Linked DNA regions of Homo sapiens: region 2 is linked to region 1. A link is a loop called in an ENCODE intact Hi-C map of the cell type or tissue named here. Cell type or tissue: gastrocnemius medialis. All regions are shown on one strand. Links, peaks and the distances in the headings refer to the core of each region. The heading gives the core; the rest is flanking DNA. Region 1 holds the start of RLF (RLF zinc finger). Region 2 overlaps SMAP2 (small ArfGAP2).

Evidence for each region. Hi-C counts contacts between places; a loop is a spot of excess contacts. Peaks named below come from ENCODE experiments on the same cell type or tissue, not always from the same donor. Only the 100,000 strongest peaks of a DNase experiment are listed, where the experiment ranks them.
Region 2: a loop joins it to region 1, with 2.2 times the contacts of the local background. A loop is called at or near these places in 27 of 110 quality-filtered maps.

Annotation. Positions count from the first base shown.
Region 1 is chr1:40,153,483-40,169,152 of GRCh38, reverse strand. It overlaps RLF (RLF zinc finger), which reads right to left and starts at 7,766. Exons shown (of 8, transcript NM_012421.4): 1 at 7,517-7,766. The coding sequence starts at 7,753. It overlaps LOC105378671 (a long non-coding RNA gene), which reads left to right and starts at 7,875. Exons shown (of 3, transcript XR_947232.3): 1 at 7,875-8,188; 2 at 11,308-11,412. RefSeq lists enhancers at 6,862-7,477, 7,481-7,990, 7,478-8,094, 15,639-15,670 and silencers at 9,103-9,304, 15,299-15,438. In gastrocnemius medialis, for the core only: a CTCF peak has its summit at 7,243; DNase peaks (open chromatin) are centred at 7,392 and 7,832; H3K4me3 peaks cover 2,655 bases; H3K27ac peaks cover 3,054 bases.
Region 2 is chr1:40,384,375-40,400,044 of GRCh38, reverse strand. The region is part of intron 1 of SMAP2 (small ArfGAP2); the gene reads right to left. Among named protein-coding and RNA genes, the nearest start is that of SMAP2, 18 kb to the right of the region's middle. RefSeq lists an enhancer at 14,031-14,300. In gastrocnemius medialis, for the core only: no CTCF peak of the experiment used is centred there; DNase peaks (open chromatin) are centred at 7,684, 7,994, 9,674 and 10,034; H3K27ac peaks cover 4,861 bases.

The sequences.
Region 1 (15,670 bases), core at 3,254-11,253:
CACACTACCCACCTGAGGGCTTGGCACACAAAAAGATCCTCAATAAATTATTCAGTCCCTCAAATTTTTCATATAATGGATTGTATGTTGGCCTTGTGACAGCAATGAGTTTTATTATATAAATGTTTATTTATGTTAAAACATATTATTATTTTTTTTGAGACGGAGTTTTGCTCTTGTTGCCCAGGATGGAGTGCAACGGCATGATTTCTGCCCACTGCAACCTCTGCCTCCCAGGTTCAAGTGATTCTCCTGCCTCAGCCTCCTGAGTAGCTAGGGTTACAGGTGCCTGCCATAACACCTGGCTAATTTTTTGTATTTTTAGTAGAGATGGGGTTTCACCATGTTGGCCAGGCTGGTCTCGAACTCCTGACCTCAGGTGATCCACCCGCCTTGGCCTCCAAAGTGCTGGTATTACAGGGGAGAGCCACCGTGCACGGCCAAAACATATTATTTATATAAAATTTAATGCATTTTATATGAAACATTTTACTATGTAATAAAAATGAGGTTCTACTCTTAGGTGATCAAGATACAAAGAACAATAAGGTGTGATCCCTGCTGGGAAGCAGGATAAACTGGTTGACAAAAAAATGTCTCTTTCTTTCTTGGCCGGGTGCAATGGCTCACGCCTGTAATCCCAGCACTTTGGGAAGCTGTGGGCAGATCACTTGAGGCCAGAAGTTCGAGACCAGCCTGGCCAACATGGCGAAACCCCATCTCTACTAAAAATATAAAAATTAGCTGGGCGTGGTGGCACACACCTGTAGTCCCAGCCACTCTAGAGGCTGAGGCACGAGAATCGCTTGAACCCAGGAGGCGGAAGTTGCAGTGGGCTATCTTACCATTGCACTCCAGCCTGGGCAACAGAGAAAGACTCTGTCTCAAAAACAAACAAACAAACAAACAAAAAGTATCTTTCTATTTATTTATTTATTGAGACAAGGTCTCACTCTGTTGCCCAAGCTGGAGTACAGTGGCACGAATATGGCTTACTGCAGCCTCAACCTCCTGAGCGCAAGTGATCCTCCTGCCTCAGCCTCCTGAGTAGCTGGGATCACAGGTGTGCTAATATTACCACACCTGGCTAATTTTTAATTTTTTTTTTTTTGTAGAGTTGCCCAGGCTGGTCTTGAACTCCTGGGCTCAGGGGATCCTCTCGTCTTGGTCTCCCAAAGTGCTGGCTGGGATTACAGGCATGAGCCATCACAGCTGGCCAAATGTCCCTATTTCTTGATAAAGACAGTTAAGACTTGCTTATTACTCTCAAAAATTCAAGTGGGAGATACAGGAAAGGGAGGAGATCAAGATCAACAAGCATTTAGTGAGTACCCATTAAGTTTTAGAGACTAGGCACTAGGTAAATAAAAGCCAACACCTTCATGGCACTTACATCCCAGTTGGGGAGACGGACATACAAGATTAGTAGTGATTTGAAGAAAAATAAAGCAGTACTTAAAGAGGTGAAAGGCAATAGGGAAGTGCTATTTTAGATAAGACAGTCAAGGAAGGTCACTGGGAAAGGTGACAAGTATCTAGATCTGAATGAAAATAAAACACGTTTTAGTCTTTGCAGTCTTGCAGTAAGTTTTTGTCAACACTATTCAGAAGAGTATGATCCATGGAAGAAACAGAAACCACTAGAGGTCACAGTACACAGTAAGAGACAAGATGGTACCACAGTAAATGACAGCACCCAAAGTTTTCACTGCTTCACGGGTCACATTTATACTATGTTTTTGTCATGTGCATTACAAAGCTAGCTTTTGCTATGATAACTACTTGTCATGTAGTTTCTATTTAGATATCGCTAAAAAGAAGGCAGCGCAAGAAGAGAAGCTAATGCATTAAAAACTTCTTGAAATATATGAAAGAGGTAAGGCTCAAGAGCCTTCATGGCCATCAACCTCAAGGTAAGGGGACTGATTATACCCATCTTGGCATCTCCAAACTATTGTCCTATTAGGTGACTACTCTTCCTCAATACTAGGCCTCTCATTTTCTCTCTCCATCAATGCTATTCCTCACTGCACACGTGTAAATGTATACATTATTATATGAATGTAGGCTTAGATTGATAAATAATGTCTCCAAGAAATGGCCAAAAGCTCCTATCCTGTTCCTTTATAGTAATTTCTTTTTTTTTAAAATTATACTTTAAGTTCTAGGGTACATGTGCACAACATGCAGGTTTGTTACACATGCACACATGTGCCATGTTGGTGTGCTGTACCCATTAACTCGTCATTTACATTAGGTATATCTCCTAATGCTATCCCGCCCCCCTCCCCCCACCCCACAACAGGCCCCGGTGTGTGATGTTCCCCACCCTGCGTCCAAGTGTTCTCACTGTTCAATTCCCACCTATGAGTGAGAACGTGCGGTGTTTGGTTTTCTGTCCTTGCAATAGTTTGCTCAGAATGATGGTTTCCAGCTTCATCCATGTCCCTACAAAGGACATGAACTCATCCTTTTTTATGGCTGCACGGTATTCCATGGTGTACATGTGCCACATTTTCTTAATCCAGTCTATCATTGATGGACATCTGGGTTGGTTCCAAGTCTTTGCTATTGTGAATAGTGCTGCAATAAACATACGTGTGCCTGTGTCCTTAAAGCAGCATGATTTATAATCCTTTGGGTATATACCCAGTAATGGGATGGCTGGGTCAAATGGTATTTCTATATTTCTAGTTCTAGATCCTTGAGGAATCGCCACACTGTCTTCCACAATGGTTGAACTAGTTTACGGTCCCACCAACAGTGTAAAAGTGTTCCTATTTCTCCACAACCTCTCCCTTTATAGTAATTTCTTATGGTTAATTTGCTTTTTACATACTAGATTTTACATTAGAGGTTCCCCCTAAAGTACTGTTTTAAGTGTCTATCTCATGTGTGTATCATGAAGTCCCTACAATTGATTTAACAAATTAGTTTTGTGTGCCAGGCATCATACTAATTGCTAGGTACTAAGTATACAAAAAAGAATAAACAAGACCCCTGCTCTTGTTGATTTACAAGTCAATACAAAAGACAAACATGGAAACAAATTATGTAGGCACCACGTTTATGTACTGGAAGCTAATAGAATGCATTGGAGAAAGAACCACCTAATTCTGCCTGCTGAAATCAGAAAAAGCTGAAAGACCATAATATTAGAGCCAGGTCTTAAAGGATAAATAGGTAGATGGGGAAAGGAAGACCCCGGGTTATTTAGGCAGAGTGAGAAATGGACACAGTGGTGAAGGTGGGATCAAACCAACTTTTTTAATGAGGCTGGGAAAATGGGAGTTGGTGGTCTGGATTCTAAAAGGCTTTGTATACCAAGCTAATAAGTTTGAACTTTATCTTTCCTTTGGCGGAGGGGGGGGAGGAATTGAGGTATTTTAGGGAATAAAGTGACGAACAAGATTATATTTATAATTTAGAAAGAACACAAAGATGAACTGCAGATGTCAGTCAGAAAACAAGAGATTAGTGAAGAGGTTGCTGCAACAGGAGAAAGCCTGAATGAAGACAGTGACAGCAATAAAATTAAGAGTTAAAACTACAGGTATGTACAGTGTCCCCCCAAAAAAATCCCAAACAAATAAGAGGAAACCTATCTGGTAAATCAGGAAAAGCTTCACAGAAGGGATGACATTTATACTGGGCCCTAAAGAAGAAAAATCTCCCATGCAGAAAATGAGAGAACCACACAATGAAAGGGAAAGACACGGCCTGAGATCTCGTTAACGTAGTTAATACGTTTATTGGATCTTGAGAAGTCAAATGAAAATTAAAATCATCTTTCCCAAAATTATGTGCTTGGAAACTTACAGACAAAATTTTAATCACAGGAATAACTGCAATCACATGTTGGTCCATGGACTGACTCCAAGTAAAGAACTCCTGAATAGGAGTAAACAAGTTGGATTCAGGTGATGGGACTGACAAGGGGAGGGCTGAAAAGCATGCTGAGACCAAGGTTGTGAAAACTTTTTATTACAAAGCTAAGAAATCTGGATAACACAGACAATTCTGAAGGCATTTTTAAAAATAGATATTTTCTTATTAAGTCCTTACAACAATGAATTTGCTTACAAAACTTAAGTACTATTATCCATTTGCAAAAGAATTAACGTTTAAGGAAAATAACATGCCCAAGGTCACACAACTATTTCAATAGTGAAGCCAGTACATAGGCTATCTGACTCAGAGCCCTTGTACTCCCCATCACTAATCTAGGAAAAATGGAAATTTTAATGGAGTACTTACTTATTTTAGCCATCAAAAATCTACGAAGTCACTGTTAGTCTTGAACCTAAAAGTGTCTCATATAAACGTGGTTTACTCATAAAATTACTTTGCCCAGTATTCTCAAAGTGTAATCACATAATCACTCAATAATTTCAATTTTGATAATGAAGTTTACTAAAAAAAAAGTCTTCAAAATTTGTGTTACAAATAGAGACACCAATTGTAAAACTTAAGGAATCCTGGTCCCCAAAATACAGGAAAAACTTGAGAAGACATCATCAATTTTTCAAGAAAACAAAGAAAGACTGTTTTCTAAAGTTAATCTTATCCACACTGTCTGGCAGTGGTTTCAGAAAAGGAACTGAAGGAAAGAGGAAAACAAACCACATCCCATAGTCACTTAATACCAATTTTCACTGAATACAGTTTGACCTAAGTATCATTTTCTTAGTAAGTATTACTTTCAGTGTTTCATTTTATCATCTTCACAAACTTATGAAAATTGAAAATATGCCCAGAATGAGACAAGCTTCTCTATTCACTCATATGTTAGTTTATTTCTTGATTTGGTGCAATCCCAAAGATAGAGCCATTTCTTTTAAGTGCTGCAAGAGTTGGAGAGAATATGGTCCCAGGATGTTGCAAAAGGGATTACTTGGTACAATCTAAGTCTCTAGGACATTTCTAACTAAATAACTGATGAAAATACATTTGTAGTATTAAGCATCCCATAAGCAGGGGTCAGACCTTTATAATGTAAAAATGCCTACAATCTATCTTTATATATTATGTGCTCCTCTCCTAGAGTCCGAGAAAACTGTCTTAACTAGGCTCCCACCTTCAGAACTGTCACACAATCAGTGTTCCTTAAGTAAATGAATATATCTTATTCTTCTTTTCAAATGTGAAACCAAGAGCTATTCAACAAAATTTACTGATGGTGAAAATTTTCCTGCTTCTTCATACAATTTTTACTTTTTCTCTATCTGGTCATCAAGGACACAGTTGATCTTATCTGGACTACAGGGGAAAATGTGTCAAAAATATGATAAATTTTGTGAAGACTTGTACACAAATTTTCTATTCTGATTGTATAAAGCATTATAAGGAGATAAAGGTCAGAAAATAAGATAGTTTTGCAGACATGGTTACCCAAGGTTATTAGCTAAGCAGTGGTAAAGTCACAGTCAAGACCCAACTTAACTCCCAATCCCATGTGCTTTCTATTACAATACAGTGTTACAGGAATACTTGTTCTTGTTTCATTTATTAGTCTAAAAAACATTTTTTGGGAAAATTTTAGGTTAAAAAAAACTTCATAGAAAAGACAAATTACACATGCTTTCTTTTAAAAATTCTTCTGGGCCATCACATCTCTGGTGTCACCAAGACTCAAGACATTAAAACATTACCTTAAACAAAACTGCAGTTGCAAGCACTAGACATAAAGCAGAATACATATATATGTGATCCTTTGACAAGCTTCAATGTGACTGGTTACATTCATTCTTGTCATCTTTCCAGGGAGACAACTCAAGCTTAGAAGCCTTACCCAAAACCCACAGTTGTTTTCCTGCACCACCCCTCTCCTTCCATTAGTTTCCCCTCCTCCCATAGCATTCTGGGTCCTTACCAATCTCTACCTTTGGCACTGGGATGCTTTCCCCACCCCAGACCTTCACGTGACTCATTTTCATCCTTGCAGCCCATAGGGTCTTACTAACTAAAGTGGCCTCTCCCAGTTACTTCTTTCTAAGCACATACTACAATTTATAATTAACCTTTTTACTTATTTTTCTAGTTAATTGTCTTTCCCATCAGGATATCCCATGAAGGCTCTCTCCTCACCATTGTCTCTACAACACCTCCTTTTCCATCATTACCAAAACCGCACTGGAAATACTGTCATTCCTACCACCTCCCACCAACTGTAAGTTCATCAAGGCTAAGTGCTGTCTTACTCATGTTTCCCCAGCACTTGGTAAAGTCCCTGGCACTATCCTATGAAGTCAGTAAAAATCTGTAAAATAAATGAGCTTACTAAACAGGGATGACTACTACTAAGGAAGCAGAGAACAACAACACGTTAACATTTAATAGTACAGGGCAATGTTGCAGGTTGTACACACAAAAATTGGAGTGGTACAATCCACGGAAAAGATTAGTAAGGACAAAATTCCATTCAGAGAGATGAGGTGCTTCTGCCTCGGCAGAGAGAGGGAAGAAAAGCAATCAAGCAAGCTAACTTTTATTCTACTCCGGACCAACAGAGCAAATTGCCCCCCAAAATTATTATTTTAGAACGCCGCAATTTATTCAGCATACTGGACTACTTATTAGACTCCAAGTACCAACATGCCACGATTATTTTGCATTTTCTAAGGTACAACAGATAAGGAGCTGATGGGTGCCTCTGAAACCTGACAGAACAAACATTGGAAGCAGAAATAATAATGGCCAATATTTGTATTTGTAAAAGACTTGAAAACATACAGAAAAATCTCGGAGTGGTCATGGAGACTAAACTAAACACACCCATAAATATGTAATCATAGGTTAGGACCCACCAAGGCACAGAAATGATCATACGACTGCCAAAAGAGGCCACACTCTACATCCCTCTTCCCATCCTCTTCTACTCAAAGAGTCAGCCTTATTCTCGGTAGCACAATCCTCTCAAAGAAATACAGAAAAGACGAAAGAACGGCTTAAACGTAAAAAAAAAAAAAGCAAAAACCAAACAACCAACCGGCTCCGCAATCCCTAATCAGAAAGCTCTAGACGCCTTTCGAAGCCAACTGTCATACCTTTTAGGAGCCCAGAAGATGTTAACTCCAAAAATAAGTCTCTGGCCCCAACACACCTCTCTGGATTATTCAGAAAAACCCGGGTTTACCAGTTCGGAGATCTGCACTCCACTCAAAAAAGGATCTCCCGGCAGGGACAAGCAATCAATCCCTCAGGGGGCAGTGGCGCTCCAACCACCCGGCCAGGACACAGGCAACGGCGACAGGGCACAGCCCTTCCAGGGACCCGCCAGGGCCCTCCGGGATCTCAGTAAGGCTCAGAGCAAAACGACCCAGCGGTGGCCAAAGTCGGGCAGTGGCGCAGGGGGGCCAGCGGTCGAGCTTCCGAGCTGGGCCTTCCCGGCCCGGGGGCGCGGCGAGTCACGGAGGTGGCGCCTTTCAGTTTGGACCCGGCTGCTTACAGAGGATCCAGGGCCTCCTTCCCTGACTTCCCCGCCCCGCCGCCCTCAGCCAGCCAGTCAGCCCCTCACCTGGCAGAAGCTCCGGCAGTAGTTCAAAGATGAGACCTCCGACACCTCTTGCTCCCTCAGCTCTGTCTCCAGCTGCCACAGACACGGCCGCAGTCCCGAGGCTCCCGGCGCTGGAGATACGGGGCGATGACCCCGAACCATGGACTCAGTCTCGACTCCATCTCCGGCTCCCGCTACCGCCGGAGCCTCAGCCCCAGCCCCGGCGACAGCGGCGGCGTCTCCCTTTCCGTCCGCCATCTTCCCACGGCCCACCAGCGCGTAGGCAACCAAGCCACGTGACTCAGCCCTGGCCCTGCCCCCGGCCGCCCGCGCACTGTGACGCACTCCTTAGCGACGCGGGCGCCCGCCTGATTCCGTCACTCGGACTCCGGGTGCTCTCAGTGGCCTACGCATCGCCAGTCCTGACAACAGCCTAGCAACAACTGGCTAGAGGCTATGCCCACCTAGACCCCTTTGAGGTCATGGGATCACGGAGCCAGAAATGCCTGTAGAGCAATCTAGATTTGAGGGGGATGACATTTGAACTGCGATCTGAAGGGACAAGAGGAAGGTAGCCCTGAAAGGAACATAGCGAAAAGCATCCCTGGTAGAAGGAAAATAAGCAAAGATTGTGAGGCCGAAATGAAGAGTAACATCAAGGGAACTTGGTTTATGATACAGACGGCATTACAAGTCAGTGGGCGAAAGGACAGACTCTTCAATAAATGGCGATGAGACATTTTTTCCAAAAGGGAAATAAATGATTAGATTTCTACCTCAAACCATTTCCAAAAATAAGGCCGAGATGGATTAAAGACCTGCAAACATTTTTCAGAAAATAAAAATAGCTTTATAATGTCAAAAATAGGGAAGAATTTTTTTTTTTTTTTTTAGACGGAGTCTCACCCTTGTTGCCCAGGCTGGAGTGCAACAGTGCTATCTCAGCTCACCGCAACCTCCGCCTCCTTGGTTCAAACATTCTCCTGCCTCAGCTTCCGGAGCAGCTGGGATTACATGCATGCGCCACCATACCTGGCTAATTTTGTATTTTTAGTAGAGATGGGGTTTCTCCATGTTGGTCAGGCTGGTCTCGAACTCCTGACCTCAGGTGATCCGCCCGCCTCAGCCTCCCAAAGTGCTGGGATTAGAGGCGTGAGCCACCGCGCCCGGCTAAGAATTTCTTAATAAGACCGGAAAAGCACAAACCATAAGGGAAAATATTTAGATTTGACTGTATTAAAATGTGTTACTTCCGTATAACAAGTTGAAAAAGCACACAAAGACAAGCCACAGACTAAATGATATTCCCCATATATATAACCATTGTTTATTGTTGTTGTTTTTTGAGACAGGGTCTCACTCTGTCACCCAGCCTGGAGTGCAGTGGCACGATCTAGGCTCACTGCAACCTCTGCCTCTCAGGTTTAAGTGATTCTCGTGCTTCAGCCTCCCAAAGTAGCTGGCACTATAAGCGTCCGCCACCATGCCTGGCTAATGTTTGTATTTTTAGTAGAGGCGGGGTTTCACTGTGTTGGCCAGGCTGATCTCGAACTCCTGGCCTCAAGTGATCCGCCCGCCTTGGCCTTCCAAAGTGCTGGGATTACAGGCGTGAGCCACCGCGCCCAGCCATAACCATTGTTTTGATTAGTATCCAAAACAGTTCCCGGGCTGGGCGAGGTGGCTCACGCCTGTAATCCCAGCACTTTGGGAGGCCGAGGCGGGCAGATCACGAGGTCAGGAGATCAGGACTATCCTGGCTAACACGGTGAAACCCTGTCTCTACTAAAAATACAAAAAATTAGCCGGGCGTGGTGGCGGGCGCCTGTAGTCCCAGCTACTCGGGAGGCTGAGGCAGGAGAATGGCGTGAACCTGAGAGGCAGGGGTTGCAGTGAGCCGAGATCGCGCCACTGCATTCCAGCCTGGGTGACAGAGCAAGACTCCGTCTCAAAAAACAAACAAACAAACAAACAAATAGTTCCCAAAATCGAAAAAGGCAAACAACCCAATAGAAAAGTAAATTAAAAAGCTGGACGTTTTGGCTCATGCCTGTAATCTCAGTACTTGGGAGCCCAAGGCCGGAGGATTGCTTGAGTTCAGGAGTTCGAGACCAGCCTGGGCAACATAATGAGATCTTGTGTCTACAAAAAATGAAAACAAAATTAGCCAGGCGTGGTGGCATGCGCCTCTAGTCCCAGCTACTTAGGAGGCTGAGGTGGGAGGATCGCTTGAGCTCTGGAAATCAAAGCTGTGGTGCAGTGACCCAAGGTGGCATCACTGCATTCTAGCCTGAGGGACACTAAAAAAAAAAAAAAAAAGAGAGAGAGAAAGAAAAGTAGGTAAAAAGGCAGTTCACCAAAAAAGAAAACTGAATGGCCAATAAACCCAAGAAAAAATATATAATTTTGCTGTAACTATCAAAGTACAAGTAAAACAACAATTTCATATCCATTAGATTGACAGGAATTTTTAATTAGTATAGGAAATAGGAAAATGGAACTTATATACCCCTGCTGGAAGCATAAATTGACATATCACTTAGGAGAATAATGTGTAATATTTAATGAAATAGAAGATGTACATGTCCTGTAATTAAGCAATTCCTAATAATAAGGGTAATAATAATAACGGTCAATATTCATTGAGATTTAATATGTTCCAGGCACTTTTCGAAGTTCTTTATATGTATTAACTCATTTAATTCTACTAACAATATCATGAAAATTTATTGCCATCATTTTACAATTAAATAAACTAGAGCACAAAGAAGTAACGTGCCCAAAGTGACACAACTAGTGATGGTGCCTGAAATTCAATCCTGGGTAGTCTGGCTCTAGAATCCACCCTCTTAACTGTCATGTTGCTCATATTCATTGCAGCACTATTGGGAATAACAAAATATTTGAAACAACCTAAATGTTCAACAGTAAGAAATAGATAAACAAATTATGGTATGTTCACACACTGAAATATACAGCCAAAAAACATATGAAAACTGCATATATCAACATAATAGGCATAAAGCATGATAAAAAAACAAATCGCAAGGGATATTTAACGTATTATTCTATACTGTAAATTTTGAAAACATAGAAAACAAATGCTCAAGTAACAAAATATTAAAACTAGGGATATTATAGGCATGGCATATATCACCTTTAGAATGGTAGGTAGTTCTTCTGGGGAAAGAGGAAGGGAAGGAGGTATAAGGAGCATTCACTGTATCTGTAATGTTTTACTTATTTTTTAATGTGAAGCAAATATTCAATTATACCAGATGCATTGAGCATATATTATGTGTTAGGCACTTTTTCAGGTAATAGAGATTCAGAAAAGACATGTAGTTTACATTTTAATGGTACATGTAGCTAAGTATTAATTAAAGTATTAGATCTGGCTCTATAATCTATAATATTATTATATATTATTATATAATATCTATAATATTATTCCCTATTGGCTGGGCTCGGTAGCTCACTCCTGTAATCCCAGCACTTTGGGAGGCCGAGGCAGGCAGATCACGAGGTCAGGAGATCGAGACCATCCTGACTAACACGGTGAAACCCCGTCTCTACTAAAAAAATACAAAAAATTAGTCGGGCGTGGTGGCGGGCGCCTGTAGTCCCAGCTACTCAGGAGGCTGAGGAAGGAGAATGGCGTGAAGGGAGGCAGAGGTTGCAGTGAGCCGAGATTGCGCCACTGCACTCCAGCCTGGGCGACAGAGCAAGACTCTGTCTCAAAAAAAGTATATATATGTATATATATATAAATATTATTCTCTATTTTTTTATATCTTTGTAATACAAATAATTAGGTTTAGGCCAGCATGTCTGGAGTATGGTGCAAGAGAGAGAAAGAAGTGAAGATGAGATTGGAGAAGGAGCAAAGAGCCAGGTCATGTAGGACAGTATAGCTCAAGGTAAGCAGTGGGGATTTGAAGTGTACTGAGTAATCATTGTTTTACTGAGTAATCAAAGCTTTAAGTGGAGGTGTAACTTTGTCTGGTTTACACTCTTGCTGCCATGTGAGAATAGGTGGTGAGAGGCGAGAATGAAAGCAGGGAACCTATTGTAGTACTCCAGATGATCAAGTTAGAGATGTATTTTGGAAGTAGAACTAACAGGCTGATGCACTGTTTTTGAGGAAATTGAAATAATCTGGAATGGCTACATGGCTTTTGGTTTGAATGGTGGGCAATGATGTTTATTGAGAAAAGGAAGGCTTAGGAAAGAACAGACTGGGGATAGAGTGAGGGAGAATCAAGAGTTCTATTTGGAACAGGTTAAGTTTGATTTTCCTGTGAGTTCCTATGAGACATTTAAATGGAGATGCCAGATAGGCACTTGTATGTGTGACTGTGGAGCTTCAGCTGAAGATGTGGGGCCATCAGCTGTTCCACCTCTGTTAGGCAAAAAGAAAAATAAATCTCTAGTGACTCCACCACATCTTCATCTAGCTTCCATCCCACTTCTTTGCTTCCTTTTATAGAAAAACTTCTCTAAAGAGCTGGCCAGACCTTCTGTTTCTACTTACCCTCTTCTCATTCTTACTTGAACTCTTCTCAGTCAGGTTTTATCCCCACCAGTCAATGAAACAGCTCATTTTAACACCACCAGTGAGTTCTACTTTTGTGTGTGTCCAAAGGTGAATTATCAGTCCTTGTTTAGTCAATCTCTTAGCAGTATTTGGCATTGTCGATAATTCCCCAACATTTAATTTCACTTGGATTCCAAGTCTGCACATTCTCCTGGTGTTTTTTTTCTTGATTTCTTTTCTTTTATTCTCTCTTTTCTTTGTGATTTCTAAGTGTCCCAGGCATAGTCTGTCAACTTCTTTTCTATCTACACTCACTGCTACACTCACCCAGTTCTAATACATGTATGTGCTTATGACAATACCACCCTAAGTCCAGGCAACAAGGGCCCTGCCCTGGGTCCCACACTTTAGAGGACTACACAAACCTCTCTCTCTCTTTCTTACACACACACACATGCACACACACACACACACACACAGTAACTATATTAAAGAACACATGGGCACCCCTATCATTTGAAATCCAGCACTCAGCACAAGTACAATCTTAAATATTTGCTTTCTTGAGGCAGGGTCTCACTCTGTCACCCATGCTGAAATGCAGTGGTATGATCACAGCTCACTGCAGCCTTGGCCTTCCTGGACTCAAGCAAGCCTCTCACGTCAGTCTCTTGAGTAGCTGAGACTACAGAAATGCAACAACAAGCCTAGCTTTTTTCCATTTCTATTCTTTTCTTTCTTCCTTTGTTTCTTTGTTTCTTTCTTTCTTTCCTTCTTTCTTCTTCTTCTTCTTTTTTTTTTTTTTTGACGGAGTTTCCCCTTTGTCACTAGACTGGAGTGCAGTGGGGTGATCTCAACTCACTAGAATTTCTGCCTCCTGGGTTCAAGAGATTCTTCTGCCTCAGTCTCCTGAGTATCTGGGATTGCAGGTGTGCATCACCACACCCGGATAAATATTTGCTTTCTTTACCACTACTATTCAGGCTTTAGGGAACCTCTTTATCACGTCTCTTGCTCCATATACTCAAAGCTGAAAGGCACCAAAAGAATTGAAACCAGAGACATGAACAAATATTTGTACATTTGTGTTCACAACACTGTTATTCATAATAACCAAACGATAAAAATGACCCAAATGTCCATGAATGAATGAATAAATAAATGAATGTGGTATAGACATGCAATGGAATGTTATTCAACCTTAAAAAGGAAAGAAATTCATTCCTGAAAAAACAGGGGGAGGGAGGAAATTCTGACACGTGCTACAACATGGATAAATGTTGATTATGCTAAGTGAAACAAGCATCATAAAAAGACAAATGTTGTATGAGTCCACTTATATGAGGTATATAGAGTAGTCAAATTCATAGAGTAAGAAAGAATAATGGTGGTTGCCAGGGGCTGGGGGAGAGAGAGGCCAGCAGAGTTATTGTTTAATGGATGTAGAATTTCAGTTTGGGAAGATGAAAAAGTTACGGTGATGGAGGGTGGTGATGCTTGCACAACAATGTGAATGTACTTAATGCCACTGAACTATACACTTAAAAATGGATAAAATGATAAGCTTTACCTTATGCATATTTTACCACCATTAAAAAAATGAAAGACAACTGCATCCTAATGTCTTGAAGGTTTTGGGTTGTGCTACTTAAGAGAAATAGGCACACTGTTTTTGAAATGCTACGTAGAGTGTGTTCGAGCTACAGAAGCACTTGGGTAAGAGAAAACACAAATTAGCTTGTCATACTCTTCCTCTTAGATAGCATAAATGCATTTTCTTGCATAACCATGTATTGTTTCTTGGTAGTGGCAGATGTTCCTTTTTTTAATTGTCTCCATACACACATATGCGTATACACTGATATATACATGTATCTGTCTAGATGTAACATGAGTAGAGAGTAAGACTGAACATTTACATAATCATAAATAGACAATGAATATTAGCATTGGGAATAACTATTTGTACAAAAATATTTAATAAGACTGAATTGTTTTTTAAATGAAATTTACAATTCTAGCATTATTTACTTAATTTTAATTTAAAATTGTGAAAGAAAATAGTCTATTTTGAGCTTCTAAAAGTTGTTAGGCCCTAAGCAAGGTTGACTTTGGAGACTGAGTCACAAAGCATGACCTCTTGTTTACTGGCATTTTTGTTTTTTTGTTTTTGTTTTTTTTGACACAAGGTCTTACTTTGTCACCCAGTCTGGAGTGCAGTGATCTCAGCTCACTGCAACCTCAACTTCTTGGTTCAAGAGATCCTTCTGCCTCAGCCCCTCAAGTAGCTGGAACTACAGGCACATGCCACCACACCAAGCTAATTTTTGCATTTTTTATAGAGATGGGGTTGCTGGTCTCAAACTCCTGGACTCAAATGATCTGTCCATCTCAGCCTTTCAAAGCCCTGGGATTACAAGCGTGAGCCACTGTGCGTGGCGGCCTTTTGTTATAGATTAACTTCCTTCCTATTTTCTTTTACTTGGCTCAAACAAGAAAAAAAGACCCCTTGACTATTACATCCTTAATGTGAAATGTGAAATATACCCTTCCCCCAAAAGAAACACTGCATATAATCAATCAAATTGCTGTATCTATGCATTAATCTTGTATGCAAAATGTTGAAATCCTGGTAAGCTTCCCCAGACTTTACCTATTTAAGCACCCTCAAACCTCTCCATTTCAGAGCACTGACCCCATCTTTTTGGAGTCTATATCCTCTCAGATGGCCACCCTCAAATTTACACTCGAATAAACTCAATATTTAATACTGTTGCCTGAATTTCATTATTAAGGTTGACATTTTGGCGACCATGAAGGGACCTAAGGCAAACCTTCATTCCAGTGATTCCTGTCATTTCACTAACAGCCAAAATCTTGGTACCAGCATGAACAACTTTTGTTCATCCACCCTCAAAAGAACTAATGGGGATCCCTGGTAAGGCTCCTCTCAGGTTGTAGTCCTCTTGGCTTTGATGAGGATTCAGACTTTATTCCAGCTATACACTTCTAACTGGAGGAAGTAAGAATTAAAGCTCTGCTGCAAGATAGGAGTTTCATTTGTTATTCTGTAGAGATTCTGCTGATCATAGATTTGTGACTTTCAGTCGGGTGCAGTGGCTCACACCTGTAATCTCAGCACTTTGGGAGGCCGAGGTGGGTGGATCACTTGAGGTTGGGAGTTCGAGACCAGCCTGGCCAACATGGTGAAACCCCGTTTCTACTAAAAACACAAAAATTAACTGGGCGTGGTGGCACATGCCTGTAGTGCCAGCTACTCAGGAGGCTGAAGCAGGAGAATCACTTAAACCCAAGAGGCAGAGGTTGCAGTGAGCCGAGATCACACTACTGTATTCCAGCCTGGGTGACAGAGCAAGACTATGTCTCAAAAAAAAAAAAAATTGTGACTTTCACTTTTCTGTGAGGTTAAGGTTTTTGTTTTGAATTACTCCTTAGAGTTTTTACAACTTTTTCTCTCATTCAAAATGTTGATAAGGTGAAAAACAGTTTATTTTTAAAAAGAGGAAGTAAATCTTTGTGGTTTAAGCAAAAATGTTATAATATTTAAAGCTAGCCAGGTTCTGAGGCTTGGTTCAATTGACAAATTCAAGCTTGCTTCTTGAGTGACCAAAATTATGAAA
Region 2 (15,670 bases), core at 4,849-12,848, 230 kb before region 1:
CTTGGCTCCCCAGTCTAAACCCGACTGTAACATCTCTTCTACCCTTTCTTTTGGTTTTTACCTTACAGAAAATTTCAAACAAACGAAAGCAGAGCATAATTAACCATGAGCTTCAGCAATTATCAACTCCTAGCCAATTTTGTTTCAGCTATACTCCCACCCACTGCCCCTCAACTCCAACCTGGATTATTCTGAAGCAAATCCTAAATATCATACCATTTCATCTGTATATACTTCAGCATATATCTCTAAAAGATAAGGACTTTTTTTTTAAAGGTTATGAACTTTCATTTACCCTTTACTCTTTTTTTCACTCTTTCTTTTCTTTTCTTTTTTTTTTTTTGAGACAGGGTCTTACTCTCTCACCCAGGCTGGAGTGCAGTGGTGCGATCATAGCTCACAGCAGCCTTGGGCTGTCAGGCTCAGGCAATCCTCCCACCTCAGTCTCCCAAGTAGCTGGGACTAGATGCATGAGCCACCACGCTCAGCTGAATTTTTTATTTTTGTAAAGATGGGTCATTGAGTGGTGTTAAGAGTCAGGAAAAAAAAAAAAGAGAAAGAAAGAAAAGAAAAAAAAAAGAAATGGGCCAGGCACGGTGGCTCACGCCTGTAATCCCAACACTTTGGGAGGCAGAGGTGGACAGATGACCTGAGGTCAGGAGTTTGAGACAAGCCTGGCCAACATGGTGAAACCCCATCTCTACTAAAAATACAAAAAAAAAAAAAAAAAAAAATAGCCACACGTAGTGGCACATGCCTGTAGTCCCAGCTACTTGGGAGGCTAAGGCAGGAGAATCACGTGAGCCCAGGAGGCGGAGGTTGCAGTGGGCCGAGATCCCACCACTGCACTCCAGCCTGGGCAACAGAGCAAGGCTCTGTCTGAAAAAAATAAAAATAAAAATAAATCAATGAAATAAAAAAGAGACAGGGTCTCACTATGTTGCTCAGGCTGGTCTTGAACTCCTGGCCTCAAGTGATTTTCCTACTTTGGCCTCCCAAAGCACTGAGATTACAGGAGTGAGCCACTGTGCCTGGCCACCCTTTACTTTTTCTAAATCATACCATATTTTGTTACTATCTAATTATTTGATTGTTTAAGATGTCTTTCCCGCTTAACTATGTGTGCCACAAGAGCTGTCACCAGACCTGTAACATTCACTATCATATACTCACGGCATAGCATGGTTCCTTGAACATAGCAGGGAAGCAACATTTGCTTAAAGATTAATTAAAACTAAGTATTCTAGGTGCAGTGGCACATGTCTGTAGTCCCAGCTATTCAGGAGGCTGAGGTTGGAGGATCACTTGAGCCCAGGAGTTTGAGGCCAGCCTGGGCAACATATTGACACCCTATCTCAAAAAAACAAAAGAACTAAGTAAATCCTTTGACCCCACTTGTAAGAATTCATCAGGGAAAAAACAGGTCAAGTACACAAAGAAATACGTTAAGAATGTTCATTATTACATCTTTATGAAAATTAGAAACATTAATAGGTTACATTAAGGAATTATGGTATCACCATTTAACGGGGAAAAATTTTGGAGCCTCTATTTCATATAAAAGTATCTCCATGATATAGTAATTTTAAAAATCCAGTATTAAAAGAGTACACATGAAACAATTCCATTTTTTTTAAAATATGAATAAATGAGCTCGGTGTGGTGATATGCCTCTGTAGTCCTAGCTACTTGGGAGGCTGAGCGGGAGTACTGCTTGAGCCCAAGGATTCAAAGGCTGCAATGAGCTATGATTGCACCATGGCACTTCATCCTAGGGAACAGAGTGAGACCTTGTCAAAAAATAAATAAATAAATAAATGTACGCGTATGCACAGAAAAAAAATCTAGAAGACTATATGTAAATTATTACTATATCGGGATAATGGGATAATGAAACATCTATTTTCTTCTCTATATATCCTCTCTGAATTGTTTGCAATGAGCTTTCTATTAATTTTGCAATGGGAAAAACCAGTACAGATATCGTAAAAACAAAACAACGTAAGCATCCAGGGCTCCTTACTGGCTGCAGGGTAAGTTGAAACTCCTTAACATAATATATAAAGTCTGTTGAGAGCCTTGTACTTTACACATGCTGAGGAAGTCATAATTGTGAAATATGCAGCACACTCAAATCTCTTTGACTACACCATTCTTTCTACCTGGAATGGCTTTCTCCCTCATTCCCTGCTTGACAAACTTAAAAATCCAGTTCATCTGTGATGCCCTCCAATGGAATAAACCCTAACTTTCTCTATTGCTAATAGCCCAGGGTATGCTTTGTTCTTCTAATACTTAATATCTTGTTCGAGTTGCTTACAGGTCTCTCTTGTCCTAAATAGACTATGAGCTCTGGAAGGCAATGACCATGTTCCTTCATCATTTATCACAAACACTTGACACAATGCTAGCAAACAGAAGATGGTACACAATAAATGTGTGTTAAATGAATTCGTCAATAAGCAACATAAATGTATATATTTTTCCTGTTTTGCAAAATGAAGGGAGAAGTTTTCAAATGCCTTAAAGGATAGCTGTAACACAGAAAACGGATTAGGTTACTTTGGAAAGGCTTCAAAAGCAGAACTGGCACCAAGGAGTAGAAGTTGATTTTAGCACACTCTAGAGAAAAATTTTCTAACAATTAAGGTTGTGTAAAAACCAATGCAGCATATCCAGAAATTGTAAAATCTCAGTTAGTGCAGTGTTCAAACAGAGGTTTGGTAATCAGTTCTCAGGGATGGTAGAGAAATGATCCCCATGTGGTGAATTGGGTGAACAATGAGCCCTACAGTTCTTTCTACTACTACAGTCCTACTACTACAGTAGATGATTTGCAGTAATTTTTAGGTCCCTTCCTGCTTACCGTTCAATGGTTCTGAAAACGTAAAATGAAACAAACAATCTATGAAGATGTTAGGTCTTGAGGAACCTAAAACACGGAATCAAATTTGGTTCATGGAGCCTATACCAGGCACTGAAAACTGGTTAAATGCAACATACATATAAGGAAAAACCTAAATCAACAAACTCAGATTTTATAAGAGATTAATTCTACGTGACATAACTTGTCATTAACTCTGACCCAAAATTTGGAAGTCAAAGTAAAAAAAGCAGCAGTATTTGTTTTAAGAACAAATCTAGTGCCAGTTACCTCAGTTCCACTCATTATATCCCTCCATTCTCTGATTCACTGAAAAGGAAGAATACACAGAAACACCAGTGGGATCTTGGAAAAATTGTGTAGGGCTGCTGAGAGGTATGTTTACCTCTATGTTTTCATCCACACAAAAGAGAGTTCATCAAGTTCCTTATTCCAAAATAACAATAAACAGTAACTTTGAACTTCTGTAAGTACAAACATTTTAAGGAACCATGAGACCAAAATAAAGGCTTATGCAATCAACCTCTGCTTTCAGAACACTTGCAAGACAAGTCCCTTTCCATCTGGGCCATCTTGCAAGAATGTTGTTTCCGTTTGTCAAAAAGAAACACTGTCCACATTTGTACTGTTGAAAAAAGAGCATAAGTTAAGCTTAAAAATGTCTGAGACAAAGAAAATTAAAACATGTCTGAGACTGGTTAGAGAATAAAGGTAAATCCTACACCAAGAAATTTAAAATTAGAAAATCAGAGGTGGAAAGGACTTTAGAAATCCTCTTAGGTCCAGCCTCTCACTGAATGCACCCTCCTTCTAGGGGTGATCACCTGGCTTGTCCAATGCTGAGTCAGTTACGTACCATTTCAAAAGGTAGTTGGTTTGTCTATTAGACGGCACCCACTATTAGAGAGGCCTTCCTTATACGGAGTCCCATTAATCTCTCTTCCTACCATTTTGATATCCTGGTGCTGCTTTTTACTCCCCCCATACTTATATAATATATCAAAGTATGAAAGATAAAGATGGAGGTTTGGAGATTCTAGCAGAAGAAAGCAGCCACTTATATACTCAACCAAAATACAAGCCCGCTGAACCAATTTAATCCAGGAGCTCAATGATAGAACAGACATAGCAATTAGACAGACTGCTGTGATTACCAATGGAGATGAAGCAAAGCAACATTATCTTCCTACCAGGTAACCGGAAAAAGGAGGTTAAGGGAGGTAGAACACTGCTAAGTACTCACTAATGAAATGATTAGTCAATCTATGTCTAAAACTAATTCAGCAGTTAACTTAAAATGGCTTTTCTCAAAAAACATTAAAGCCTGTAACACAAAGAAATCAACAGGAAAGCAGACTGAGGTCTACTAGGAGAAAGGAAGGAGGCATTCTTCATCTTTCTCATGTTATTTAACTGGCCCTTCTTATCTACACAGCTAAAGATACGAATTATCTAAATTACAGCACTAATTTCCTGTGTGACTTTAGACAAGTCAATATACCTTAACCAGATTATCTCAAACATATCTCTTCTAAAAGATAGTAACTGTATCTCAAAAATTCATTAAACTACTCTGGAAAGGTAAATTTGGCTCCACATTAATCTTACTGCCCTGTTTTATTATTATTATTATTATTATTTTGTAGAGGTGAGGTCTTGCTATGTTGCCCAGGCTGGTTTTGAACTCTTGGGCTCAAGTGATCTTCCCACCTTGGCCTCCCAAAGTACTGGGATTACAGGCATGAGCCACTGGGCCTGGCCATTGGTTTATTATTAACAGGTAGGGACTTACTGTGACTCTTCCTTGTTGTCTCTCCCAGCAGTGGAAGGTAACTAGTGTATACTTAGGTGATGTTTCTGGGAATAAAGAACTATCAATCAGTCATCCTGTATCATTATTATCAATTCAATTCCCCAGGTGACTTCAGGAGGGAAAGAATGAGATCCTAGTTTGGACTTTGTTGGCTTTGAAAAGGACATTCTGCCAACATATGTCCTGATAATGTCATCACCCCATTCAAAGCTATGTCACTGGACCCCCCACCATCAACTGAACTCCAAACTTCTAAGTATGGCTTAAATTCTCCTGTGATCTGGGTCTTTAATTCTCATTACTCCTCTTCTCACTTCTATACACCAAGAGTGACATCACTTCCTCTTAAAACTGTGTATATAGATGCCACTTGTCATGTTCCTGACTCACAGAGGAATCTGAGAGAGTGAATACTACCCACAGAGACGCACAGGCCTTTTTCTGATTTGGGGATGGGATACAGACAGAGGGACTCTTGGGTGTGGTGAGTCTCTGTTCCAACTAGAGGACCTCCTGACTGCCACAAAAATCAATGTACACATATATCAAAACACCACATTGTATACTGTAAACATATACAATTTTCATTGTCAATTACATCGTCGTAAAAAAGAATTCTTTCCAGTTGGTCCTGGGAAAGCTATGCAGTGCTCTTGGTGGTAGTGTCTGAGAGCTGAGACAAGGCCCAAGTCTTTGGGGGTTTCCCTAGGAGATTCTGGTATGTGCTGCTATGATTGTTTTTATAGTAAAGAGCCAACATATTTTAAGGAGGGAGAAAGAGCTAGCCAAGAGATTTTCTGCCAGTATTGAAGAACCTTGTAAAGTCAGTGAGATGAGACTGATTGCATAAGCCAATGAAGCCCCCAGTTGCTTCCGTTAGAGGCCAGTCCCTTGATGCTACAAACACTGAATAAGATAAAACTTAAAAATCTGAACAGGTCCACCTCTTCCTTTGAGGACAATAGACTTCTTCAAAAAAGAGCAAAAGTGGATCCCCGTAAGTTTTCATTTCATGGAGTGAACTGATGATGGCTAACCTTCAAGACATGGTTACTTGAAGATTCATCAAAATCCTTCCAATCCCTAGTGATTGGCGCCCCAAACACCTAAACACACCGCATAAGAGGAGAACAACTTCTGAGGGAAATGGTAGATGGTGTGATTGAAACACTTATCTTAAGAAAGCTTAGAACTGTCCTCCCAAGAAACCATAGGATGGAAGCAAAGAGTTCTGGAACTAAAGGAAAAAATTCTTGAAAACAAGCATATGAATGAACTCAGTTGCAAATGATAAAGAGAGCCAGCTAAAAATCTATGACTGAAACTCCTGGAGAAGATAGATTTCCTTGCTCTCTTTAGAGCCAATTACATGGATAATGGCAACTTGGAATTGGAAAAAAGGGTGAATCAGAAAATGGAGACCATTTAGATTATTGTCAGAAGTTAATTTGAAGAAACTCATTGATTCTGTTCACGCAAATACTCCTTAAAAAGGTTAGAAGTGGCCGGGCGCGGTGCCTCACGCCTTAATCCCAGCACTTTGGGATGCTAAGGCCGGTGGATCACCTGAGGTCAGGGGTTCAAGACCAGCCTGGCCAACATGCTGAAACCCCATCTCTACTAAAAATACAAAAATTAGCCAGGCATTGTGGCTCACGCCTGTAATACTAACTATTCAGGAGGCTGAGGCAGGGGAATCGCTTGAACCTGGGAGGTGGAGGTTGCAGTGAGCCAAGATTGAGCCACTGTACTCCAGCCTGGGCGACAGAGCAAGACTCTGTCACAAAAAAAAAAAAAAAAAAAAAAGTTAGAAGAACTACTTACACTTTGTTGATCAACTTACAGTCTCTCACAAATAGCTTTACAGGGCCTATTTCCTCTATTTGCAAAACATCTTTTTGTGCAAATCTTGCTCTGCCCACTTTCCCCATGAAGCCTTTTCTCCTTCCTATTCCAACTCCCACGGCGCTCTGCTGCCTCTCCTGCTGCACTCACTCATTTGTGGTTGTTCTGTTGTTGGGTTTTTTGTTTGTTCTTCTAAGATAGGGTTTGTTGCTTTGTTGCCCAAGCTAGAGTGCAGTGCAGCCTCAATCTCCTATGCTCAAGCAATCCTCCCACCTCAGCTTCTTGAGTAGCTGGGACTACAGGCATGTGCTACCACGCCTGGCCAGCTTTTATTTTTGAGAGCTCCTTTAGGTAACAACAACAATAAAATTATACTAATTTAGTATACTTTTTTTTTTTTTGAGATGGATTCACGCTCTGTCACCCAGGCTGGAGTGCAGTGGTGTGATCTTGGCTCACTGCAACCTCCGCCTCCCGGGTTCAAGCTATTCCCCTGCCTCAGCTTCCCGAATACCTGGGACTACAGGTGCATGCCACCACGCCTGGCTAATTTTTTGTGTCTTTAGTAGAGACAGCGGGGTTTCACCATGTTAGTCAGGATGGTCTCGATCTCCTGACCTAGTGATGCACCTGCCTCGGCCTCCCAACGTGCTGCGATTACAGGCATGAGCCACTGAGCCCGGCCTAATTTAGTATACTTTTTAAAAACCTAGTATGACTATTTTGCTTATGTGGATTTAAGTTTTAGATTGCTTATTACAGAAAATCACAGAAAGGTAATTTAAATACCCTAAATAGAAAGTCAAGGAAAAGGGTGTCCTTAATGCTCCTTGTCTCCTGGTTAGCCTATGATATTTCAGCTCCAGCCAATTTCCTTTACACAAAGACCCTGCTTAAAGCATTTATGAATAAGCTGGAAGAGTGGTGGATGAGACATGGCTTCTCTGAATAGGGGAGGGAGGACACAAAAAATAGCTGCTTTCATTGAGGGCAGGAAAGAGATTATTTCATTAGGAGCCAAACAGTGAGACTATCTCAGTACAAACAATTGTTTGGCTTGAAGACTCCATGTGGGTAATTACTCCAGCAAAGGCTCAGCTGGAATGGAACACGGAGCCTGCCAGGACCTAAGGATAGGGACTGACACAGGCTTAAGTGTCTGAATCATGGCTTTGGAATCCCAGAGCATCCCAGCAAAGATGCTCACAGAACACACTCTACCCCAATCAGCGAGAAGCACCATTCTGCACCCGACCAAGTGCAGAATGTGAATTTAAAACAGATGAGAAAATCTGGGGGTACTGGGAGCAAATTCAAAGTTATTAAACCTAAACTGATATTTTATAGCAAATGTAGCAAGTCCAAAGATTAGATTTCTTGGGCAATCTAATGCATTTCAATCACCACTTCAATGGCTAACAATAGGCTGGGTGGAGTTGGTGTGCAGGGAGGGACTGCTGAGCTAATAGCTGGGCAAATCATTTCAAAGTCAGCCAGGTGGACCTGATATTTCAAAACTTGATACTATAATTAAACCAATTTCCTAGTGACCTCACTTCAGGTAATATAAGCAAACTTGGTTCTCAAGTTACTGTCTTCATCTCCTGGGGACATTCAGTTCTTTACATTTTTAGGTTACTTCAGTTTAACTTCCTCTTTGCAACAACCAGTATCTACTCATATATTTAAAAACAAAAACAAAACAAAACAAAACAAAAAACTAAAGCTGCAAAGTGAGCCTGCCCACTGCGGGAGGGAAAGGGCCTATGTTTAGAAGAAGCTACTAAAAAGGGTGATATGGTCATTGTCCAATGAGATTGCTCTTCATCCTCCATCCCTAGGATAGATTCCTCACCCCACCACTTTGACGAGGAATTTTTTTCCCCTAGGAAGCTGAAGGGATAACTATCATAATACTAGATTCTGGATGCACAAGACCCAGTCCCGATCCATAACTCACAATCCCAGGGCCTTCCTAGGTTGCTATCTGATAGCCTTTGTGAGTGAATGCTTTCATACATTTCAATCATTACCCTGACCAAGGCTAATAGCAGGCTGGTGGGTGTAGGCGTGTAGGGACTGCTGCGCTAACAGCTGGGCAATCATTTCAAAGTTGGCCAGGTGGACTCAACATTTGAAAACTTGACATGGTCATTAAAGTCCCTCATAATCAAGCGTCGGCATTCATCTGTGTATAGTATACACTTAATGCATGCTTACTGATTAAACAGGTAATAAGCAATAGTGGAATAACATGAAAACTGATATTAAAAACAGCCCATATTCAAATAGTCCCATCTTTGTTCCTCTAGACCAATGGCTCCCAACAGAAACGATTTCCCCTCAAGGGGCAATGCTGATGTCTAGAGACATTTTTGGTTGTCACAACGGGCAGAGGGGTAGGGAAGAGCTACTGGCATCTAGTGGGCAGAGGACAGGAATGCTGGCTCCTAAACATTCTAAAATGCCCTGGACAGTGCCCACAACAAGGAATCACCCAAAATGTCAATAGTCTGAGGTTGAGAAATCCTGCTCTAGAGGAACCATTTTTAAGCCATTTAGTTTGAAGTGAGACATAAGAATATGTCAATTTTGTGGAAAAGCCTCTCTTGTTCTGTAACAAACAGATACACGTTTAGAGTACAAAATTCTAAAATTGTAACAAACCTTAGGAATGATCTAGTCTAAGCACAGTTGGAGAAACTAAGGCCTAGAGAGGTCAAGTCATTTGCCCAAGTTCACAGAAGAAAGGATCAGCTGGACTGAAATTAGAATCACCTTTACACACCCAAATGTGTGTTATACATAGTAAATGCTCAATAATGGTCACTAAATTGATATCTTGTTCTTTAGGTATTCTTTTTTTTATTATTACAACATACAATTCACTCTCTGCTGCTGGGAATCTGAGACTGATTGTGAAGATTTCTTCCCATCCACACTCCCCTTCCTCAAAAAGAAGCCCAGAAGGGAAAAACAGTGTAACCTACTAGAGCTCAAGACTGAGTGGCCAGGCAGAAGATGTTTTTCAATTGTTTCCAGGGAAGCTCATGTCTTTCACCCAGGCAGAGGCTCTACATAAAACCTTCTAAGTGAGCAAATGAGCCCTTGTGCAAGACCATGGACATGTGAATTTCTCTTCGCAACTCAGCACAGCAGCTTTCCTAACACATTGGAGAAGTCCCAACCAATGGCAAACAGATGGAAAATCAGTGCCAGTTTCACTGAATCACAACCACATCCAAACAAGCTAGAAAGCTTTCAGTTCTAAACAAACAGCAGAATCAAAATGAATTCTGGGATCAAAGTACAGATGGTTGGTTAGTCCAGTGGTGTGCAGAATATCAGTCATCAAAACAGCCCTGGCTTAAGGGAGGAGAGCAAAAGATGGAGATTTGCCCTTTGAAAAAGAAAACATTCACCACGATGTTTCAAAACCCAGGCGTTTCAGAATAGAACACAATGAGGTCAAAATATATGGCATAAGGGGGTGGGGCAAAGATACCAGCCATGTGAGTACAAAGATCCTGCAAAGGGAACATTAGGCAGATGAACTCAGGGCAGGTCTGGGGGTGGGCGGGGGAGGGGAGTGGGTGGAGGTGGGGGCATCACAATTTCAAAAGAGCCCAAGTAAGATTCTTTAAACGAACCTGTTCCAGTGGGCACAAGGAGTTTCTAAAACTGCTGCAAGGTTATTAAATTCTACAGCACCTGAGAACCACGTCTAAATATTTACTCCCATCCCACAAAAGGGCTAAAGGACTGCTATTTCAGCCTCCTGTTTCACACTTCATGCTACATTTTTCCCCAGGATGATGTGTCACACCAAAACCTCCTACTGAGAGGGCAGAGGATTCGCTTCATGTCTAGCTCCAGCTTCCAAAGCAGCACAGGTGGCAGAAGCACAGAAATGAAATGGCACAAAGAAGCAATTACCACAAAGCAACCATGAGATTCACCTGCTCAGCTTCCTGGTGTCACAGATCTTCAGCTATCTGGGCTAACAGTATGAGGAAGACTATCAAAAAACAAAACAAAGCATATGACCTGAACACACATTAACAGAATAATGCTGCTCATAATAGGGACATAGACACTATGTGCCAGACACCGTGCATTAAGTATGCAGATAGACATGAAAACACAGTCCCTGTCCTCATCTCCAGTCTGAGGGCCCTTCTTCAAAAAAAAAATAATAATGCAGTAGCTGTTACCTCCTTTCTACTAATGTAGGACCTCTAATCCACCTCCTTAGAGGACTAAGTTTAAGTGAATGAGGACTGTATGAACAACATAAGATGCTAGTCAATGGCGCAAGGGTATTTCCGCACATCAGGTATATAATGTTGTGTCCGGAATTGGTGGGTTCTTGGTTTCACTGACTTCAAGAATGAAGCCGTGGACCCTCGCAGTGAGTGTTACAGTTCTTAAAGGCGGCGTGTCCGGAGTTTGTTCCTTCTGATGTTCGGATGTGTTCGGAGTTTCTTCCTTCTGGTGGGGTTCGTGGTCTCGCTGGCTCAGGAGTGAAGCTGTGGACCCTCGCGGTGAGTGTTAAAGCTCTTAAGGCAGCGCGTCTGGAATTGTTCGTTCCTCCCGGTGGGTTCGTGGTCTCGCTGGCTTCAGGAGTGAAGCTGCAGACCTTCGCGGTGAGTGTTGCAGCTCATAAAGGCAGTGTGGACCCAAAGAGTGAGTAGCAGTAAGATTTATTGCAAAGAGCAAAAGAACAAAGTTTCCACACTGTGGAAGAGGACCCGAACAGGCTGCCACTGCTGGCTCGGGCAGCCTGCTTTTATTCTCTTATCTGGCCCCATCCAATCACATCCTGCTGATTGGTAGAGCGGAGCGGTCTGTTTTGACAGGGTGCTGATTGGTGCGTTTACAATCCCTGAGCTAGACACAAAGGTTCTCCACATCCCCACCAGATTAGCTAGATACAGAGTGTGGACACAAAGGTTCTCCAAATCCCCACCAAGAGTAGCTAGATACAGAGTGTCCACACAAAGGTTCTCCAAGTCCCCACCAGAGTAGCTAGATACAGAGTGTCGATTGGTGCATTCACAAACCCTGAGCTAGACACAGGGTGCTGATTGGTGTGTTTACAAACCTTGAGCTAGATACAGAGTGCCGACTGGTGTATTTACAATCCCTGAGCTAGACATAAAGGTTCTCCAAGGCCCCACCAGACTCAGGAGCCCAGCTGGCTTCATCCAGTGGATCTCGCACTGGGGCTGCAGGTGGAGCTGCCCGCCAGTCCCGCGCTGTGCGCCCACACACCTCAGCCCTTGGGTGGTTGATGGGACCGGGTGCCGTGGAGCAGGGGGCGGTCTCGTTGGGGAGGCTCAGGCTGCACAGGAGCCCACAGAGGTGGGGGGAGGCTCAGGCATGGCGGGCTGCAGGTCCCGAGCCCTGCCCCGTGGGAAGGCAGCTAAGGCCCGGTGAGAAATCCAGCGCAGCGCCGGTGGGCCGGCACTGCTGGGGGACCCAGCACACCCTCTGCAGCCGCTGGCCCAGGTGCTAAGCCCCTCATTGCCCAGGGCCAGCAGGGCTGGCCGGCTGCTCCAAGTGCGGGGCCCGCCAAGCCCATGCCCACCCGGAACTCCAGCTGGCCCACAAGTGCGGCACACAGCCCCGGTTCCCGGAGCTGGCTCCCTCCACACCTCCCCGCAAGCCGAGGGAGCCAGCTCCGGCCTCGGCCAGCCCAGGAAGGGGCTCCCACAGTGCAGCAGTGGGCTGAAGGGCTCCTCAAGTGCGGCCAGAGTGGGTGCCAAGGCCGAGGAGGCACCGAGAGCGAGCGAGGGCTGTGAGGGCTGCCAGCACGCTGTCACCTCTCAATGTGAAAGTGCCGGCCCATCTTGCTGTGGTATGACCCATAAAGCTGTTCCTTATGTCCCTTATGTTCCTTAGGTCCCTTATGGGGAAACCAGGGTTCTCCCGAATTCCCCATTCCTTGCCTCAGCAGACATCTACTGCAATGAAGCAGTTCAGAATGATAATGCCCATAGCAAAGCCATCTCTACGTGGGCTCAACCCAGAGAATCCCCTTGGTAACTTTTTAAATTAGAGGGCCCACTTGACTACTCAAATCTGAACACATAAATAACCCATCACTCTAACAACAACACAAAAATTTATACTTCCTTATTTGTATTGTTAAAAAATTGAAAATTCAAATATTAACAATTGGGCAAGAGATAATAATGACATATTCCAATGCTGGGATACAATAAAGGTATTTACACGTTTTTAATGTCATGAAATAAGCTTATAATAAATGTTAAGCAAAAAAGAATGATATAAAATCATTATGGTATAAGCTCAAGTAAATGGGTGATAAGAATTATGAAAAATAAGGCCGGGCATGGTGGTTGATGCCTGTAATCCTGGCACTCCGGCAGGCCGAGGCAGGCAGATGATGTGAGCTCAGGAGTTCGAGACTAGCCTGGGCAACATGGCAAAACCCTGTCTGTACTAAAAATACAAAAATTAGCTGGACGTGGTGGTGTGCACCTGTAGTCCCAGCTACTATGAAGGCTGAGACAGAAGAACTGCTTAAGCCTGATAGAGGCTGCAGTGAGCTGAGATCGTGCCACTGTACTCCAGCTTGGGCGACGGAGCGAGAGACCTTGTCTCCAAAAAAAAAAAAAAAAAAGAATTATGAAAAATACCTTCAGCATCATTATATTTTTCATACTTTCCAATGATTTTTATCGTGGATAGGTTTCAGAATCATAAAAGATAAAGTTGTTGTTGTTTTAAAAAAAACCAGCATTTACTGATGTTTAGATTATAAGCACAGGGATCCTCCTATCTCCCCAGCTCCTAAAATCCCACAAGACAGAAAACAACTGGTCTGTTCCTATGGCAACAAATCTTTTTTTCCTTAAATGTATGAGAAGTCTAATGAAACTGGGACCTATTTTTACTCTGCCCGTAATATGGACCCTTGATCTGAGCCACTTGTGTCAGGCTACTTCTGTCGAGACTAGGCTCAGAACAAGTTAGAATGCTCAGGGAGCCAAGCCGGAGTCTTCCTGATTCCAATGTTTCATTTAATGAAGCTTCCTTTCTCTTTCATATAATCTGGGAATGTTAATACTGTAGTCACACTACAGGAAAGACCTTTCCTCAAGTTTCTCCTCCATCTGTAACGGTTCCTCTAACCGAACTCTTCATGCCTACTTTCAGAGAGACAAAGTCAATCCCTGTTCCAAACAGCTAATCTTTCAGTAAAAATGATTTCAACATAGCAGAAGAGCCTGAATCTCTTAATTCATTCTTTCTCAAATCAGCTGTCACACTCAAATTGGTTTCCGTCAGCTCTGCTGTTTTCAGCTATTTTGAACAAAAGCATCATGGTAAGAACAGGGAGTTTCCTTCCTGTTTCTCTTCTCAGGGTTTGTGTCAGTTATAAGGAGTGATAAAGTGTCAACAACAACAAAAAGACACCAATGCCCCCTTCTCTACAAGCTTTACACTACAGCATATGATGTCACCAGTTCACACAGAAAATTCTGTAAGAAATTATTTTTGAAGGCACAGAACAAAAACAACCACCTAAACAATATCAAGACAAAACTTCCTTAACTCAAAACTAGAAACACTAGAGAACTCATTTCTAAATCCACACATTTGGGGACTTCCAGTTAGACAAGAAAAGAGGAAGTTAAAGAACAAAATGTACTGTGTGCGCACTTCAGACCACTGAGGTGAAATAACATTGTAGGATTAACATGTAAACCCACATCTAAAGATGTAAGCTCTGTGGTAGAGGCCTGGGGATTTATGGTATTCCGTCACCAGCAACTGCTGCAAAAGACAGCATGGCTATTTGAAGAAAAGGAAAAGAAAAGGTGCTCTATTTGCTCAAATCACCATGCTAGGACACACTTATCAGCTACAGCTGAGAGTAGGTCTCTCTCCCTCTCGCATTTGCTTCACTGTTTCAATACATCATAAAATGAGAGCATTACACATTTGATTTGTGGGTGAGGGGAAATGACATGAGGCCTGAGGAACCCAGTTCTCATTGTTTCAGATTAAGAAATTTCTTTTTGGAAGCTTTGACCTGAAATGTTTTTTTTAAAAAAGTATTTTCCAAGTAAGCTTATGAAATCCAGAACTTAAATAAACTGTATTCTATATGTATTTAAAAGCAAACCAGAATTCCTATAGGAAATCTATGAACTGAGGGGAAAAGAGGGCTATGGTCAACAAAATTTGTCAGAGAATCACTTAACATTAATTGAAAATGAAAAAAAGCAACAATAATAAAATTCTACTACTACCGAGTGACATGCTACAAAGGTGGGATTCCAGGGCAAGCTTCAGCCACACATGAGGGAGGATGGGGGATAAGGGGAAGAGCTGGACAAACTGAAGACGACCACCAGAGCAACCTTACGCTGACGGATGGCCACAGCTGAGGCAGATCTGGCTCATCTCTGGGGCTTTCCACTGGGGAGAGACCTGCAGTTCAGCCATCAGTGGACCGGCATTCACAAAGCCTGTGGGGAAACACAGGATCCAGAAGAGTGGGGTAGGGAAGGAGAAAGTGTGGGAAACGGAATAGTCAAACACAGCAGTGAAATATTATATTTATTAAATATGAAGCTTCAAAAATGCATAGATGGACCTCTTAAGTTGAAATGGACCAGCTGAAAAGAACTGGTACTCTGGGAAGCAGTCTGATATGCTTTTTCAAATCCCAAATTACATTTTCATTACACCTGTGAATTATAGTAACACCTGCCAAGAGGAAATGAGTTTTTTGGAGAAAAGAAAGAAACAAGGAAACCTATGCAATTGTTACAGTTGGTAACTTCACTCAAACAACGAGAGTCCTTTATCTGTGGCCTCTGTGGGAAGTAACAGCCTAAAAGCAAACATACTCACACTGCACTGAAAACTCTGCTGGCCTAGTTCCACCAATTCCATTAATATAGCAAGGGCCCAAATGCAGGTGACCTGATTGACAAAAAAAGCACTTCTAGAAAGGGCTGAACTTGTCTCATATAACTCATTAGACACTTTTATAATCACGTAGAAAACAAGTAGCCACAACTTGGAAAGCTCTGCCCTTAAATGGAGCAGCAGCAACATTCCTTACAAGACAAAATATTTTTTTCAGG